2 separate regions of the Mus musculus genome follow, and region 1 is linked to region 2. A link is a loop called in an ENCODE intact Hi-C map of the cell type or tissue named here. Cell type or tissue: heart. All regions are shown on one strand. Each heading gives the region's core, and the rest is flanking DNA. Links, peaks and the distances in the headings are about the cores only.

Region 1 (8,337 bases), core at 166-8,165, 55 kb after region 2:
AGAAAGAATATTAAAAGCAGTAAGGGAAAAAGGTCAAGTAAAATATAAAGGCAGGCCTATCAGAATTACACCAGACTTCTCACCAGAGACTATGAAAACCAGAAGATCCTGGACAGATGTCATATAGACCCTAAGAGAACACAAATGCCAACCCAGATACTATACCCACCAAACTCTCAATTACCATAGATGGAGAAACCAAAGTATTCCAAGACAAAACCAAACACAGTATCTTTCCACAAATCCAGCCCTACAAAGGCTAATAGACGGGAAATGCCAACACAAGGAGGGAAACTACACCCTAGAAAGAACAAGAGAGTAATCTTTCAACAAACCCAAAAGCAGATACCCACACAAACATAAAAATAACATCAATAATAACAGGGAACAATACTATTCCTTAACATCTCTTAACATCAATGGACTCAATTACATCCTTAGTCATCAAGGAAATGCAAATCAAAACAACCCTGAGATTTCACCTCTAACCAGTCCGAATGGCTGAAATAAAAAAACTCAGGTGACAGCAGATGCTGGTAAGGATGTGCAGAAAGAAGAACACTCCTCCATTGCTGGTGGGATTGTAAGCTCATATTTTCACTCTGGAAATCAGTATGGTGGTTCCTCAGAATTGCTGGGCATATACCCAGAAGATGCTCCAACATGTAATAAGGACACATGCTCCACTATGTTCATAGCAACCTTATTTATAATAGCCAGAAGCTGGAAAGAACCCAGATGTCCCTCAACAGAGGAATGGATACAGAAAATGTGGTACATGTATACAGTGGAGTACTACTCAGCTATTAAAAACAATGAATTCATGAAATTCTTAGACAAATGGATGGAACTGGAAAATATCATCCTGAGTGAGGTAACCCAATCACAAAAAAACACACATGGTATACACTCAGGGATAAGTGGATATTAGTCCAGAAGCTCAGAATACCCAAGATACAATTCACAGACCACATGAAGATCAAAAAGAAAGAAGACCAAAGTGTGGATACTTTGGTCCTTCCTAGATGGGGAACAAAATACCCATGGGAGGACTTACAGAGTGTGGAGCAGAGACTGAAGGAATGGCCATCCAGAGCAGACTCTGGGGATCCATTTCATATACAATCACCAAATCCAGACTTTTGTGGATGCTAACAAGTGCTTGCTGACAGGAGCCTCATATAGCTGTCTCCTGAGGGGGTTCTACCAGTGCCTAACAAATACAGAAGTGGATGCTCTCAGCCAATCATTGGAGTGAACACAGGGTCCCCAATGGAGGAACTAGAGAAAGGACCCAAGGAGCTGAAGGGTTTTGCATCTCCATAAGAGGAACAACAATATCAACCAACCAGTACCTCCAGAACTCCCAGGGACTAAACCACCAACCATAGAGGGACCCATGGCTCCAGTCACATATGTAGCAGAGGATGGCCTTGTTGGTCATCAATGGGAGTAGCGTCCCTTTGTCCTGTCAAGGATCTATACCCCAGTATAGAGGAATGCCAGGGCCAGGAAGTGGGAGTGGGTGGGTTGGTGAATGGGGGTGGGGGATAGGGGATTTTCTGAGGGGAAACCAGGAAAGGGGATAACATTTGAAATGTAAATAAAGAAAATAGCGAGAAAAAAAAAGTATAAAGTCAGATTTTATATGCTGTTTGCTTTGCCAGATGAAGAATATGAAACCCAGGCAAGCTGAGTAACTCATCCTGGCTACAACCTATAAATCGTGAGAACTACTACTCACACATTAGACAAAAGTATAGGAATGCATTAGCCAAACAGCAAGAAGCTCGACTCTGGGTGTAAAAAATAAGAGTAGTTTTGACCTGTTTTTGAAATCTGTGCATCCAAAATGGTATGTCTACATCTATAGGGCAAGCACAGAGAGCTGTGGAATTTCCATTGTGGTAATCTAGCCCAAAGATTACCTTTACACCGTAATTGTAACACTATGCTATGGCTTCAAGTACCTATGTCTTCAGTGCCAGGTTTAACAAGTTGCAGAGACACCTCAGGCTGCACCCAGGGCAAAAAATCAGGGAGGGAGCAGTCAGAGCTTCCAGATGGATTGAGAACTCCAGGGACCATGATGGGATGCAAGTGTGGCCTAGGGCCAGCCTGGCAAGTACATGGCTTCATATACCAACCCAAGAGCATGGAGCAAGAGCTACAGATAGTTTAGCAAGTATTACCTGCCAAATCTCAGTGAAAAAAAGAACAAGACTTGCAGGACCTTGCAAGGGTCAAAGGGAGGTACTATAGCCACTGAGTTCCATATCTGGACATAAAACCCTTTGAAGAATTAAGTAGTCACTGGTTTCTTGAGGCTAGAGCTATTTCTTGGACTTTTTGTTTAAACTAAAAATTGCTTATTCCTGAAAGGTTATTATGTGAAAGAATCAACTCACATAATAATAATAATGGCTATTCCAGTATAAGAAAAAATGTAAAATCATACCTAGTAGAGAATTTACATTCACCTCACAGTACAGAAAATCAGTGGAAAGAACGGCTAATGCAGGGAAAATGCACAGCCTGATCAACACAGTGGGTGTGGATATTCAGATGAAAATGGCTTCTTCAAACCCACTCGCACCAATTGATAGAACAGGCAGATTACAAAAGATAGTACATGTGAAACACAAGTCAAAATGTTAACCAACATCATCACATATGTGTATTGCATCAGTTGATACAAGGATGAGCATACGGCTGGTTAAGCCAATAGAATTTGGTGAATCTGTACTGAATATGAATATGCACATAAATGTGTTCTAAAGATGACAGTTCCAGGCTTTTTTTCTAGACTAGTATTGGTCTCCATCTGTTTCATGCTTGATTATGTCTTTTTTTAAGTTGCTGAGACCTTCTTCTCTTACCGCTTGCTTTTTGAGGAAAACCTGATGCCTGTTTGAAACATCTATCATCGCTGTATGAATAACGTGCTCCTCACCTGCTGTACTGTGACCTTGGTCAGGTCCCCTTAGCAGCATTGCCATGGCAGGTTCTGGGCACAGACTTTAAGTGCAAGGCTCGATCTAGATATCAAATGCGACTCAGAGTTCCATGGGAGAGTACCACGTATTTTCCCTTGTCATACTTCCTTTAATAATGAGCCTGGGGCTGGGATGTTTGTATACGGCTCAAAAGAAAGCACTTGCCTAGTAAGCAGTGTGGACCTGGGTTTTACCCCAGCATAAGGGATTGGGGCAAAAACCCATGTAGTACTTTAAAGAGAGAACAGACAAAACTAGAACTGGTCATTTTCTTATACTAGAAATGCATTCAGGAGGAAGATGGCATCACATTATATCTATTAAAATTGGGAATTAACAGACTAAAAGTCCAGAGCACTGAGGAGTGTATGAAATTTATTTTGAGATGTGTTTTGCTTATACTCAAATCATAATTATATTTAGTACCGCTTATTTGCCTTCCAGTAAAAACAAACATCTATTTTGATCAGTTTCCTTCATCTCTGCTTTCTTACTGTAAAAATACGTTTGAAAAATCTGTAGCCCTGACTACAAAGTAATCAAATAGCCTGCTAAGGGATCTTCCTTTGATAAGGACAGTTAAAAGTGGTTTCAAGTTCATTGATGAGTCTATGTGAGTAAATATAATTTTAATATATACCATTTCTAAAGTGGTTTTCTTGCTTGTTCCAGGAGGCAAAGCACGGGCTGTTGTTCACTACCTCTATGGGTAATAAAGTGGTTAGTTTTGAGTTTTGTCTTAATTCTTTATTTTTTTCTTCTTAGTGGAAGACAGTACTAAAGATTGCACCCAGGCATTCATTGTCCATTCCTGACAAGAACTCTGCCACTGAGCAGAGTTCTTGGCTTGGTTGTAAAGATATTCAGCAAAACCAACCAGGTAGAAACTTGGCTTACAGCAGGAAACCTCTCATAAGACAAGCAGTCAAAGTAAATAGTGCCAAAATAAATAAGCAAAACCCCTGGTTTCAGCTTACATGCTCTTAGGCCTCTCAGAGGAACATAATGGTGTACATCACCTGGATTTCCACCCTCTGCAGAGCAAGTGGGCGTATCAGTATCAACATCACATAGTTCAGGTCTGATGAAAGCCCTAAGTCTGTGATATACTTCTACAAAGCTACCTTGTCTTCCAATTCCTCACGATGGAATCTTAAGTCTGAATTTTAGGCCACCATGAACTGTGAACCTAAAGACCTGTGCTCCACAAAGGTGTTTAATTTTACATTATTTTTAACTTTTAGTTATTTGAGAACATTTCCAAAGTGTTTTTCCTCTGCAAAACAAGGGTGTAACTCCAACTAAGAATCCCCTCCCCCCTCCTGCCTAGCACAGAAGTCTAGTTCAACCATATGAAGGGACAGAGGCAGAGGACCAGGCTAGACACCATGCCCCTCATTATGTCCCCCTTTTCCAGGCTTAGACACCTGAGAAAGCTGGCTTTACATATGTGTGCCATGTCCTTGATGGTGCTCACAATGGACACATTACATTTCATGAAATTCATATCTGGAACTGGGTCCTTGGGAAATGATTTTGCTGATGTTTCCACCACTCAGCCTGGAGCCACTGGGTCTCTGCTTTCTCTTTCATTATTGCCCATGTCTCTCTGTTTACTACTGGAAGCGGTTGCTGACTGGTCTTGGGTCCCTGTCACACCTCGTCCAGAAGACTCCCATGGCCCCCAATCAAGGGTCAATTGCTTGGGGAGCCAGGAGTGGGAGTAGAAATGGTTTGTGTGCTAGGGGGTATAAGATACAGAATCTCACAATTTGATTTGCAGCCAAAGCACAATTGGATTATATCAAAAAAGGAAAAGGTGCCACGTGCATTAGCTATTTCTTCACAGTGCTGGCCAATTTAAATATAGCCTACTACCACAACTTGTCCAGATTTAAAATAGCTCAGAACAAATGGCAAGTGACAGGGAATGAGGCCCTTTGCCAAGAGATGGCAAAGAGATGGGAAAACAGGCATTCAAGCTAGACAGTAGGGCTTGAACACAGCAGGATGGAACACCTTGTGATCCTACTGGTGGTTTTCCATGGCTTCCATTTCCCACCATGATTCCCAGATGATAAGAACTTTGGTAACATGCTGAAACACCCAGAAGGCTATTTCCAAAGCTAAGCAGAAACTGTCTATATTATTTTAAAATAAGGTCTCATGACTGAATTCCAGTTTAATGATTTCACATCAGAAGTCAGGCAGTACCATTTGCAATTAGGTTTCCAGGGAGAGGAGACATTTTTAACCCATGAATTGAATTACATAGTAGACCTGTAATAAAGACTTATTTGATAAAAGAGCCTGCTGTTTCAACTAATGAAATCATAATTTAAAAGTTTGAACAACCATGCCTTAACTAGTTGCCAAAACAGAGTGAATAGTCAGCACAGAATCTAATGTTGGTTAAACACTTCATCCCTAAAATGTTTGTCTTGCTAGGTTTTTAGTTATTCTTAATTCCAATCCTGTCCTATTCTATTGACTCCCAACAAAAACAGAAGACATTTTATTAGAGGAGAATGTATGCAGTTAAGTTTTAGCCCAAACATAGACAAGACACCTTCACACACCCATAGTGATGGCTTACAGTTGTTGGTGTCTATTGATACAAAGAATTTATCATCTTACAAAATTTAATTTAAATTAATTGTAATTAATTTACAATTAATATGCTTAAAATTGACAATTATAACTACAAAGCAGGTTTTTTAATAATTCCTTTTGTTTTGAAATTAAAATTAAGTCATTCACCCTTTTCCTGCAAGCTCTTTTATCTCTCCTTGCTCTGTTTCAAATTTGTGGCATTTTTTTCATTAATTATTGTTACATACATATACACATACAATCCTACATACATAAATATAACCTGCTCATTGTGTAGACTATTACTTCTAGATGTGCTTTCCGGGCTGACAGCTTTGTATAGGATAACTAATTGGTGTGTTCTTCCCTGGGGAAGGCTGTTTCTCCTGCTCTCAACGTTCTGTGGATGCCTATAGTTCTGTACGTGGGGTTGAAACCCTTACCCTGGCCACTTTGGAATGTCTGTTGTTGTCTTTCTTCAGCTCATGTTTAGGCTGTCATGTTGGTGAGACTGTGGGTCTAGTTTCTGACACTATTTAGGAGTCTCATAACAAATGTCCTGATTCTCTGGCTCTTAAAATCCTTCCATCATGTCTTCTACAATGATCTCTGAGATTTATATGCAAGAATTGTGTTGTAGGTGTACCATTTGGGACTGGATCCCACAATTTTGCATTTTGAATAGTTGTAGGGTTTTGTTTTTATAATGATATCCATCTATAGCAAAGAAGTTTCCTTGTTGAGGGGTGAAGACTGCATTTATCTGTGAATATAAGGACAAATATTTAGAAGGTAGTTAGAGATTGTTCTAGCCTTAGAAAAGTGGAGATTGTAGATTTTCCTCCAGAATCCATACTTCACCAGCCCTGCCTACCCACCTGTGTTTCTGATACCAGGTGTGGTTTCCTTTCAGTTGTCAGATTCATAAGTCCAACTGGAGAGCTGTTGGTTAATGCCAAGGTATACACCCCACTACTGTACCCTTGGGCTTATCATGACATGCTGGTTATTTTTGTGGTTCGTAGGTATCCTAGCTGAGTAGAGCTGTTGGTTTCTTCCCTCATTTAGAAGTTTGAATGACACTTTCTGGTAGGGAGTAGATTTTCAGTTAAGTTGTAACTCAGGGGCCTCTGGATCATGTGTTTGAAAATACATGGTGTCTTCAGCAGTAGCATCATGTTCCACTTTTCGGGGCAACTAAGTGCAATAGCAATAACCTGTAATGTTCGGGGATTCTCTTGAATAGTTTTATCAACAACTCAAAAGAGAGCTGCTTATGCCTGATATTGGGATTTTTTTTAGGTGATCTTCAGCTCTCGAAGGGAGCATTGTCAGCCCAGATGAGAACATTTTATTTTAATAACATATATATGTTTACACAGAGACTTCTTAAATTTTTTTTTTAGTAAATAGTTAATAGTATGTTTCCTTATGAACTTTTTCAATCATCCATACTCCTTTTTCTGTATATATCTCCTTCCTCCTCTGTAATTAGTACCCTCACTCCTTTTTGCCATTTCTTTGTAGCCTGCTATTCCTTTATCTCTTGCTCCCCTACCCACCACCTGATGCTCCTTTTGACTTCCTGGTTTCTGCAGTTGCTTCAGGACATGTACTCACATCAGCCTCAGAGATAGGAGCCTCTGATGGGAGAGAACATGAAATGTTGGACTTCCTTGGTCTGCATTACCTCATTCAATACAATCTCTCCTAGTCTCATCCATTTATCTATGATAAATGCTCATGATGTCATTATTTTTACAGCTGAATAGTATTCACTTTTAAAGTACAAGGTTGCTGTTTGTCTTTATGCTTCATATAAGATAAAATCAATTGGTAAGGCTAGGCCACATATTTTTGTTACCAAGTCTGCTGTTATTTCTGAAGTATAGACTATGGCTTAAAGCTCTTAGATACTACATTCAGCAGCAGGACTTTGACACTGGGTAACTCTCTCTGCCTCCTCAGGGTCCAATGTGACTTACCATCATTGCAAGACAACAAAATCAGATTCTGAATCCTTACCTCAATGGAAATGGCATCAGCTATTCCCCTTTGTTCTTGAGGATAATATGCTCCTATGCCTGGAATTCTTGAGCATTATGGAGGATGCTGGTTTGTCTGTCCACCTCTCACTCTGGAGTAGAATCTAAGAATGCAAGGTCCACATTCCTCAGTGGCTGCACCAAGGGGTCCACCTGTCCCCACTGACAGGCCACAGTACCAGTCAGTCCCCATGAAGACACACAAAAAAATGAAATCTTGCCTTCATTTTCATCACCATCTTTAAGAGGTAGCATGCATTTTTATTTTGATGTCTATGTATTCATCTTCAAAACCACCTTTGTTCCACATGCTATTTTTATTTAAAAGACTGAAGAAAAAACCAATTGCCTTTGTTCATTTACATCTTTCTTTCCTCATTATCTTGGGACAAACTTTTAGTTTTACCTGTTGACTGTCAGGAGAAAGATTGGTCTCAGGATAAAAGTGTAACAGATGATGAAAGCAAGTAGAGACAACAGAAAGTTGTTGATTCTCAAGAGAAGAGGTAGAGAACATTTAAGAATCCAGAAGAAACTGGATGAACTACCGATACTTCCTTTCAAAGTTGAAGACATTAATTACTAATTTGGTGATCTGGGGATGCTAACTGTAACTTGGCTGGTTTTTTTGTTGTTGTTGTTTTGTTTTGTTTTTTGTTTTTTCAAGACAGGGTTTCTCTGTGTAGCCCTGGCTATCCTAGAAC
Region 2 (8,337 bases), core at 285-8,284:
CTGAGGTCTTTCAAAGTACTCTCCAATAAAAACAGTATTAAAAGACTGAAGACACGTTGTTGGCACAAAGCTATAATCCACACACTTGTGGGAGGATGGTAAGGCAGGAGAATTTAATGATCCAGGCCAAGACACTCAACTCACCAATATCCTTCTTCAAAGAAAAAATAAAGAAGGGCTGGGGATATATTCAGAAGTAGAGTGCTTACCTAGCATACACCAAGCCCTGGGTTCAATCAGTAGTACAGAAAAATGAGATTTAAAAAGCTTACTGGTGTGCAGTAATTACACTAAACAAACAATTTGAAGAACACTGACTTTGGTATTCTTCTGATTTCATGCTATCTAAAAAGCTTAGATCTCTAATTTTTCAAAATTAATTAAATTTAAAATTTACTTAAATTTCATGAACACTTATCACAAATGAATCATTTGGATTTCTTTACAAATCAAGCTAATAATGTTCATTTTGAATTATGTGATTCACTTTAATTCTATATATGTCTTTATGCTCTTAATTCATGTTCCTGAAACAATAAACACTCATACTTCAGCCTTTTTGTCATCTATAAACTTTTTATTAAAACTCTCAGTAATTCTAATAGAATCATATCACTAAAAAATAACATCATTAAATTGTAAGCAAAACATCCTTACCAACATATGAACTGGACATACACTGCACCAGCTTACTGTTTATTATAAAAAATGTTTTAGAAGAGAAACTAGTAATGGCTGGGTTTTGTGTACAAAGGAAAAGAAGCTGCTAATTGTTGGCCCCTGGGCTTTACTGACCTCCCCCATTCCACCTGTCACACCAACATTCACATTCTCTTCTTACTAATCCAGTCTTAAAGCTAAATTCAACTCCCCCTTATCCAGGGCAAAGGTTCAGAGAGAGAGGGAACATAAGGACATTACTAACCCTGACTCTGAAATTACAACAGTATTCCACTGCCAGGATCTACTTGCTCTGCACCTCTTGCTCTGCCCTCTGCTCTCCTAGCATGGCCACCAAACCTCAATCTTTACGTTTATATACACGGCTATGGGATGAGGAGGCATCTCTTTGTGGTAGCATGAGGTAAATAGAAATATGGGCTCATGCTCTTCATTGGTTGAAAAACTGTTCAGGAGCCAGTAAAAGTTCATTACTAACTTTCTCCCGTAGGAGTCAGTCGCAGTTAGGCTAGAATTAAGTTTTGTTGAAATTAAACAGCTCGTATTTACTGCACGGTTCTCAATTTTACTTAAGGTTCTTTCTAAGGAAGGTTAGGCAGAAGAGCTGTGTGTTATCCTACACAAACCTCCATACCCCGCCCAGATGGTAAATGCAGACTTTACCATTACTTTCCCTGTACCATGAATGACTAGGTAGCTTTTGCAGAAGCCAGAAAATTGTGATGTCTAGTGTACTCCTTGAAAGCCCTCAGTTTTAGAGAATTGGGGAGGAAGACAAATACTTCAAGGGAAAAAAAAAAAAAAAAAAAACTCTTAAAGAACACTGGGATCCTAACACTAGAAGTAGGTCCCAAAACAAAACCCAACAAAAAGACAAAGCACAAGTGCTGCCTCTGGGAAGAACACCACTTGAAAGACAAAGAAAAGAAATATCAGTTTGAGCAGCTCTTCTTTTCCTATCGGACCAAACCCTCAGAACAAGTGGGACTTGATGCTGTGTGAGCCCCCAATGCCAGTGTTTCCTGTGACTGAGAAAAAGAGTTGTGGCTCAGCTGCAAAGCCCTGGGTCCTCATTTTCCCAGTGGCCTAAATCAATCCCCAGTGCAGAAAGGGATGCTGAGCAAGATGCCTGATTACTTCAGGCCACTAGGGTAAGCACTATTCCTGGCACTTCACAAGCAGTGCCATGGGCGAGGGGTTCTAATTCTTTTTGGTGATTTGGCTCAGTGTAAACAGAGTTGGGGTTTTGGGGGTTTTCTGTTGGTTTTGTTTTGTCTTCGTTTTTCCTTTCTGTCATTTACACAGATAAGCAGGAAAGGACAGCTCCAGTTCTGAGAGAAGGAATTATGCTCAGGAAAGAATCCTTTTCTCTTGCTCTCCTTTTGACAGTTGTCCTTTAGGGTTTTTATCTGATTATCAGCCACCTAGTGAGAGGCCCAAGTGCTCACCTGTTTTGTCCTCTCAGCCTGGGGAACAGCAGGAATGCACAATCTGAGAGTCCTTCTGAGACCCTGGCTTGTGACCTGGGGAAAAGACTTCCTCCACTGGCACTGTGAAGGCAAGGAGAGATCAATGCCACTCCTAAAAGAGGCTGTAGTATGTGATTCAACTATCCTGTTAGCAATTCTTGACTTTACGGGTACTACCATCGAAATACACCAAGTCTTTCCCCAACACAGAAAGGGGAGGGTATTTCCATTGAGAAAATGGAGATAAAGTTTAGAGGAGGTATCTGAAGTGAGTTCAACAAGGCAGTGAGTGCTGCTGCAGGAGAGTGCATCAGCTGACACCTGTCCTGTGTTTAGAAGTTCATGGCTTCTTTGTTACATTAGCAGAGTGCTTTACTTACCATATTTCTCCTTGAAAACTGTGTTTTCTTTTCTAAACAGTGGGCGACAGTGGAGAGGTCCCAGGTGTGCATTCCAGGCACTCAAGCAATACATACAGACTAAGCCTGTTTGGGTGCACAGCTCCAGGATGTAGCATTTCTAAAGCTGAGAACAGATGAGGGAACAGGCTGGAATGTAAAAGACAATGCCCTGTGTTCCTGCAATGCCAGCTACAAAGCCCATCACTTCTACAAATAAAACCCAAACAACTCATGCCCATGCTCTTTCAAACTGCATTGCCTCTCTTGGAATCTTCATGAAAAGAAATGCAAACACATGTGCCCTGAAATGGGTAGGTGTAAAAGAACATTCTGCACAATTATATCTAGGCTGCCACAGATTTATCACATGCAGACATATATTTGGAGCATATTAATTCATGATGACAGCTGCGCATGACAAATCCAACAGAGCTCAAGTTGGAATGCTGGGGGAAAAAATGCAACTACAAACCCTATGCAGACACACACCACCACCACCACCACCACCACCACCACCACCACCACCACCACCACCACCACCACCACCACCCACCTACACAAGAGTTGTCACTCTATCACACAGGTGGCCTCACTTGTAGAAGACTAAACACAATTGAAAAGCTGGAGGTTCCAGCAGCAAAGAGCAGGTCCCCAGCACAGGCAGCCGCACCTTTATCCGCAGGCTTGACCGTCTCACGTCTCAGAGTACACTGGCCCTCCCAGTCACAGCCCACTCCGCAGACACACACGTGCCCAGAGCTCGCGCGCCAAGCAGCCGGAGGAGAAGCTCGGCTCCGCGGGCTGGGGGCAGGGCCCGGCGGGCGGGCGTGCGGGCGGGCGTGTCATGGGGCCGGGCCTCCGCGCCCAGGGAGGGGACTAGGGGCGGGCGCGGGGCGGTGCCCGGCTCACGTGGGCGGGTGGGAGCAGCTGAAAGTCCGCTCTGGAGACTGGGCTGTCCTCTCGCGCGCGGCGCTGGCCGGGGCGGCGGCGAAGGAGGAGGGAGAGAGGCGGCGGTGGCGACGGCGAAAGAGGAGGGGAAGACGGGGGCGGCGTCGGACTGGAGCCGATCGGCGGTGCGAGCTGCCCGGGGCGCAGTCGTGAGCTCGCCCGACGGGCCCCTACCCCGGAGCTACACCCTGCGGTGCCCAGCTCTGCCCACGTTTGTGCCCCCACGAGGAGCGCGCCGGGGCTGCCCCCCGAATGACGGGCGGAAGGTTCGACTTCGACGATGGCGGCACCTACTGCGGCGGCTGGGAGGAGGGCAAGGCGCACGGGCATGGCATCTGCACGGGGCCCAAGGGCCAGGGCGAGTACTCTGGCTCCTGGTCGCACGGCTTCGAGGTGGTTGGAGTCTACACCTGGCCCAGCGGCAACACCTACCAGGGCTACTGGGCGCAGGGCAAGCGGCACGGGCTGGGGGTGGAGACGAAGGGCAAGTGGATGTACCGGGGGGAGTGGTCACATGGTTTCAAGGGGCGCTACGGGGTCCGGCAGAGCTTGTGCACCCCCGCCCGCTACGAGGGGACCTGGAGTAACGGGCTGCAGGACGGGTACGGCGTGGAGACCTACGGGGATGGAGGTGAGCGGCATCTCGGGAGTCTCCGAGGGCTGACGCGGTGGGCTCTTCCCTGGCTTCGGGGACGTGGGGAGGACGCGAGACGCACGTGTCCGGAAACCCGCCAAAACATCTGGGGAGTCTACCCTCCCTCTCGCCCTCCTCCCCATTTCGAGGGAGACCACTTGGTCTCGCGGCTGGGTCGCAAGTGTCTGCGGCTCCCCGGGCGGGTAGGCTGTCCATACCCCGGGAGTTAGGCGTGCAGGTACCTGGCCGGGGCCCAGAGCCGCGCTGCCCCGGGAGGGCTGGGCAGGAGAGAGGACACTGTCACTTGAGCCTGTCACATTACATTCCTGATCCCTCCCTCTCCAGGCCGGGTTTGAAATCGCCACTCCGGAGGAGTTAGAGGGACGTCTTGAGCTGTGTGGCTGCCGGTCGGTGCTGACCGCCGCGCGGTTTGGTTTCACGTAGAGTCTCGTATTTCGCTTCTGGCCCTCCAGTTAGCCTAAAGATAGAAGCCAGAACCCCATAAGTAGGATGTTGGGGAATTGGACCTTATTGAGGGTGTATTTTCTAGAGTCCTAGTTACAGGCAGCAGAGCAACTGCCCAAAGCAAGCGGCATTCCTAATTTTCTCCCTAACTTTCACTTGGCTCCTTAAAGTACTTTTGAATCAGAAGAACTGTAATCTTTGCTGACCTGGAGATCTTGAGAAAATGCTTTAGGAAAAATGGACGGAGTTTCCATTAAATATTTAAAAAGGTTAAAGAGTATGCTATATCCTGGATATACATTAGGGGTGTGGCCTAAAAAGTAAGCCTGGTTGTGATTTAACAATGTTTGCCTTATAATTTCTGTATGTTATAGGAACGGGTTCATTTTTTTTTTTTTCCGCTAAGAAAGCATACATTAGTGAAACAGGGGTCAAAAGTTGATTAATTTTTTTAAAGACAAAGCTGGGAGAGATGAATAGGGCTATGTTTGGGCAAAGACTATTTTCTGATAATAAACATAGTCATATTTAATTGAAAAGGATTATAGGATGTCACCTTTTGAAATTAAGCTGCTTCAGAGTTGGAGGATATTAAAGGGATCCAATTAAAAGTTTCTCCAGCCCACTGAAATTCCGTTATGCTATTGCTTATATAAAAGCTTATACAATTTGTACACTTCACTTGCTCAGAACACTTGGGCTGTGTTTCAAATGCAAAACAGCAGAATGGTAGGATTTGCTTTTTTTTTTTTTAATACCATTTGGCCCTGCAGTATAAATAAGGATATGGTTCTCATGGATTGGGGGGGGGGGGTGGGAGGGGGGAGATCTTAGTACTTTTCTTTGGGCTGAGCCCTGAGTGCCTTGATAGTTTAACAGGGCCATTTACTCTTCAGAACCACAATATGCCTTGGTTGACAGCCTTACAAATATTGTTTCTGGATTTTATTGGAAGCCTTAGCTCTGATATAACAAAATACTGTGTTCAACCGTAAAAATTTAGTTGTTTTTTTTTTAATATGATCATTTTAAAGCCCTTATTTTAAAGATTATAAGATAGACTTATTTTATTGTAGTTTAATTACAATATAGACTTTCTTTAAAAGTTAAAACTCATTAAATGAAACTTGGTGACTTTAGGGTATTTGTTATGCTTAGTAATCAGAACATGAGAGCACAGAAAAGCCGATGTGTCTTTGTTGTTTGCACAAGGCCAAATATATCTCCAAGTAACTGAATAATCTGCCTTCTGTTTTAAACCAACTTTGAAAGTTTAAACAAAACAAACAAACAAACAAACAAGACCCTGGTATGCTATAATCAAGAAAAAATGTTAAACATGTAAGTCACTTTTGAATGCTTACTCTTTGCTGGTCAGTTTACTGGTTTTCCTTCTGTTAACACCTTTTATCAGAAAATCGATAATTTAAAAACAATGGCCTAAACAGATACAATTAATTCATTCAGAGGTTTTAGTCCAAGTAGGAATAGCAGCTTCTCTATTCCTGAGTTAGCTTAATTCTGCCTCCCTTCCTACATATTTTTAGTGACAGCAGGGAAGGAAGGAATAATTCCATGTGAGAACTCGCACTTTATTTCACTAGAGATTTCTTTGTAAAGTGTCACTGAAATAGAGTCCCTAAATATTAAGAACTAAATGCATCATATTCATGAAATTCAAGTCCAGGTGCCCAGATTCTTTTGTACAAATTCTGATAAACCTACTATAAAGCTATGGAAGATATCTAGGAAGACCCACTGGGCTATTTATGTATTTGAGACAGGGTTACTGTAGCCCATGCTAGCTTTAAGCTAAGTGTGACTCTGAACTATAAGCATTCTGCCTCCACCTTTCCAGGACCAGGTTTATGGGCCAGGACCATGTGGAGATGGAATCTAAGGCTTCATTAATGCCAAGAACACACTCTACCACTAGAGCTACATCCTCAGTCCTAGCCATTGTTTTCTAAACTAGATTTATAGTTGATTATAGAATTTGAAGCATATTCTTAAATTTGGCACACAGTAGTTCAAATTTGACTAAAATTCATTTTGGTCCAGAAGCTATTCTCAACAATATTGTGCAGTAAAAGAAAAAAAAAAAAAAAGAAAGAAAACAACAACAACAAAACACATTTGTTTGTGTGTTAAACTTGCCCTGTGTCTTAGGAACAGAGAATAGTAAGTCACTACTCCTTTTGGACAAAAGAACTTGGAGCCCACCTGCTTCCTAGAGAAATAGGTCTTGTTTTCTAGGTTCCTTGACTAAACCAAACCTCTTTAAAATTTCAGACCAACTGCTTAGACTTTGAACAAACAGGTTCCTAGTGGTGCTGAGCATGTCCTGGAGGGATTTTCTTCAGTACTGTGATAGTGTAACCACTCAGAAGGGAAGGGCACTGGTACCTTTGTTTCCTGCCCCCATTCTATTTGATAGTTCCAAGGATATTTAAACTTTCTAATCCTTGCTGTTCTTTATAAGCAGCCTGAGTGTTCAAGCAGGTTTTTGAGAAAGTAAAGCCAGGCTTGACTTTGGAGCTGTCCTTCAGAGGAAAAGTGGCCAATGACTTTCCATCGCTATTTATGATTTATTAAAATATCATGGTTGTGCTTTAAAAGCATAACTACTTAGGCCAAACAGCATCTTTTACAAATTATTTTAGCAAAATTATTCTGTGGAAAAGTTAAAATGGTAGAAATATGGAGTTTTAACAACACAAAATATTAAAGACAGTGGTTCATTTTATTCTGTGTATAAGGTTATATAACTTTTATCCTACTATTTAGGGTTCATCTAGGAAAAGTCAAAGTTGAAAGTTTATAACAACTTTTTTTTCTATTGAAGCAGCAGTGTTTATTCAGTATGAAGCTTATTATCATGGGGAAAATGCCACAAATATTTTTTTTTAAAACGAGGTTCAACTGAGTAGCCCAGACTGACCTATACACAGTAGCCTTCTGTCTTAGTCTTCCACGTGCTACGATTGCAGGCATATACTTCCACACTCAGCTTCTGACATGTTTGTATATAACAATCTTGCCCTGTTTTGAGAGCTGTGCCCCACCCTATTTAGAAATGTATAGGCATGAAGTTAAGACTCCAGGTCTACTCAAGATATGGCAGTCATGGTACCAGACCCCTTAGTACCATGTTATCCCCATTGTTACTCTGTGGTTGTTTTTTTATAATGTAAATATGTCAGCCTGAGAAGAAAGAGAGGGGGGTCTTGAAATTGACTTAGGAATAGCACTAGACAGGTGTGGTACTGTGTACTTGTAATCCCTGCATTTTTAAGGCAGGAGGACTGAGAGTTCCAAGCCAGCCTGCACTATATACTAAGAACCATCTTCAGAAATAATAGTACCCAACAGCATTATCTCTGGTTGTATTAAAAAAAATGTGTCCTAGTCACTGGAAATCTGCAAGGTAATGTAAATTATAACATATAATAAGAAACAGAGCAAGGTCATCACCTTCTATAATCATGATTTATTTTCTTTGACATTGGGAATTGTTAGGAATAACAACAAAGTAATCACATTTGAAATTTTTCCAGATAGCTGTTCTGGGGGCACACTACGATGCAAAATTTGCCTTTAATTGAATGGAAATAGCCTTCACTTTGAGAATTCTGAGCTCCTTAGTTTAGCCTTCATTGCTTCCAAAGAGCATTTAAAAATCTCTACCAGGTTGTTTTTTAAAACTTATCTTGGTTATTAAGTAGAAGAACTCTGAAAC

The links. Peaks named below come from ENCODE experiments on the same cell type or tissue, not always from the same donor. Only the 100,000 strongest peaks of a DNase experiment are listed, where the experiment ranks them.
Region 1: a loop joins it to region 2, with 5 times the contacts of the local background. A loop is called at or near these places in 4 of 42 quality-filtered maps.

Annotation. Positions count from the first base shown.
Region 1 is chr1:17,037,946-17,046,282 of GRCm38, reverse strand. The region is part of intron 2 of Jph1 (junctophilin 1); the gene reads left to right. Among named protein-coding and RNA genes, the nearest start is that of Gm46085, 56 kb to the left of the region's middle. In heart, for the core only: no CTCF peak of the experiment used is centred there; a DNase peak (open chromatin) is centred at 4,912.
Region 2 is chr1:17,093,019-17,101,355 of GRCm38, reverse strand. Jph1 (junctophilin 1) reads left to right here and starts at 3,467. Exons shown (of 5, transcript NM_020604.2): 1 at 3,467-4,130. The coding sequence starts at 3,752. It overlaps Gm46085 (a long non-coding RNA gene), which reads right to left and starts at 3,523. Exons shown (of 3, transcript XR_001778833.2): 1 at 3,105-3,523; 2 at 2,531-2,675; 3 at 563-2,231. It overlaps Gm31982 (a long non-coding RNA gene), which reads left to right. Exons shown (of 4, transcript XR_865203.2): 4 at 2,571-2,783. In heart, for the core only: no CTCF peak of the experiment used is centred there; DNase peaks (open chromatin) are centred at 3,435, 4,125 and 4,395; H3K4me3 peaks cover 2,238 bases; H3K27ac peaks cover 1,785 bases.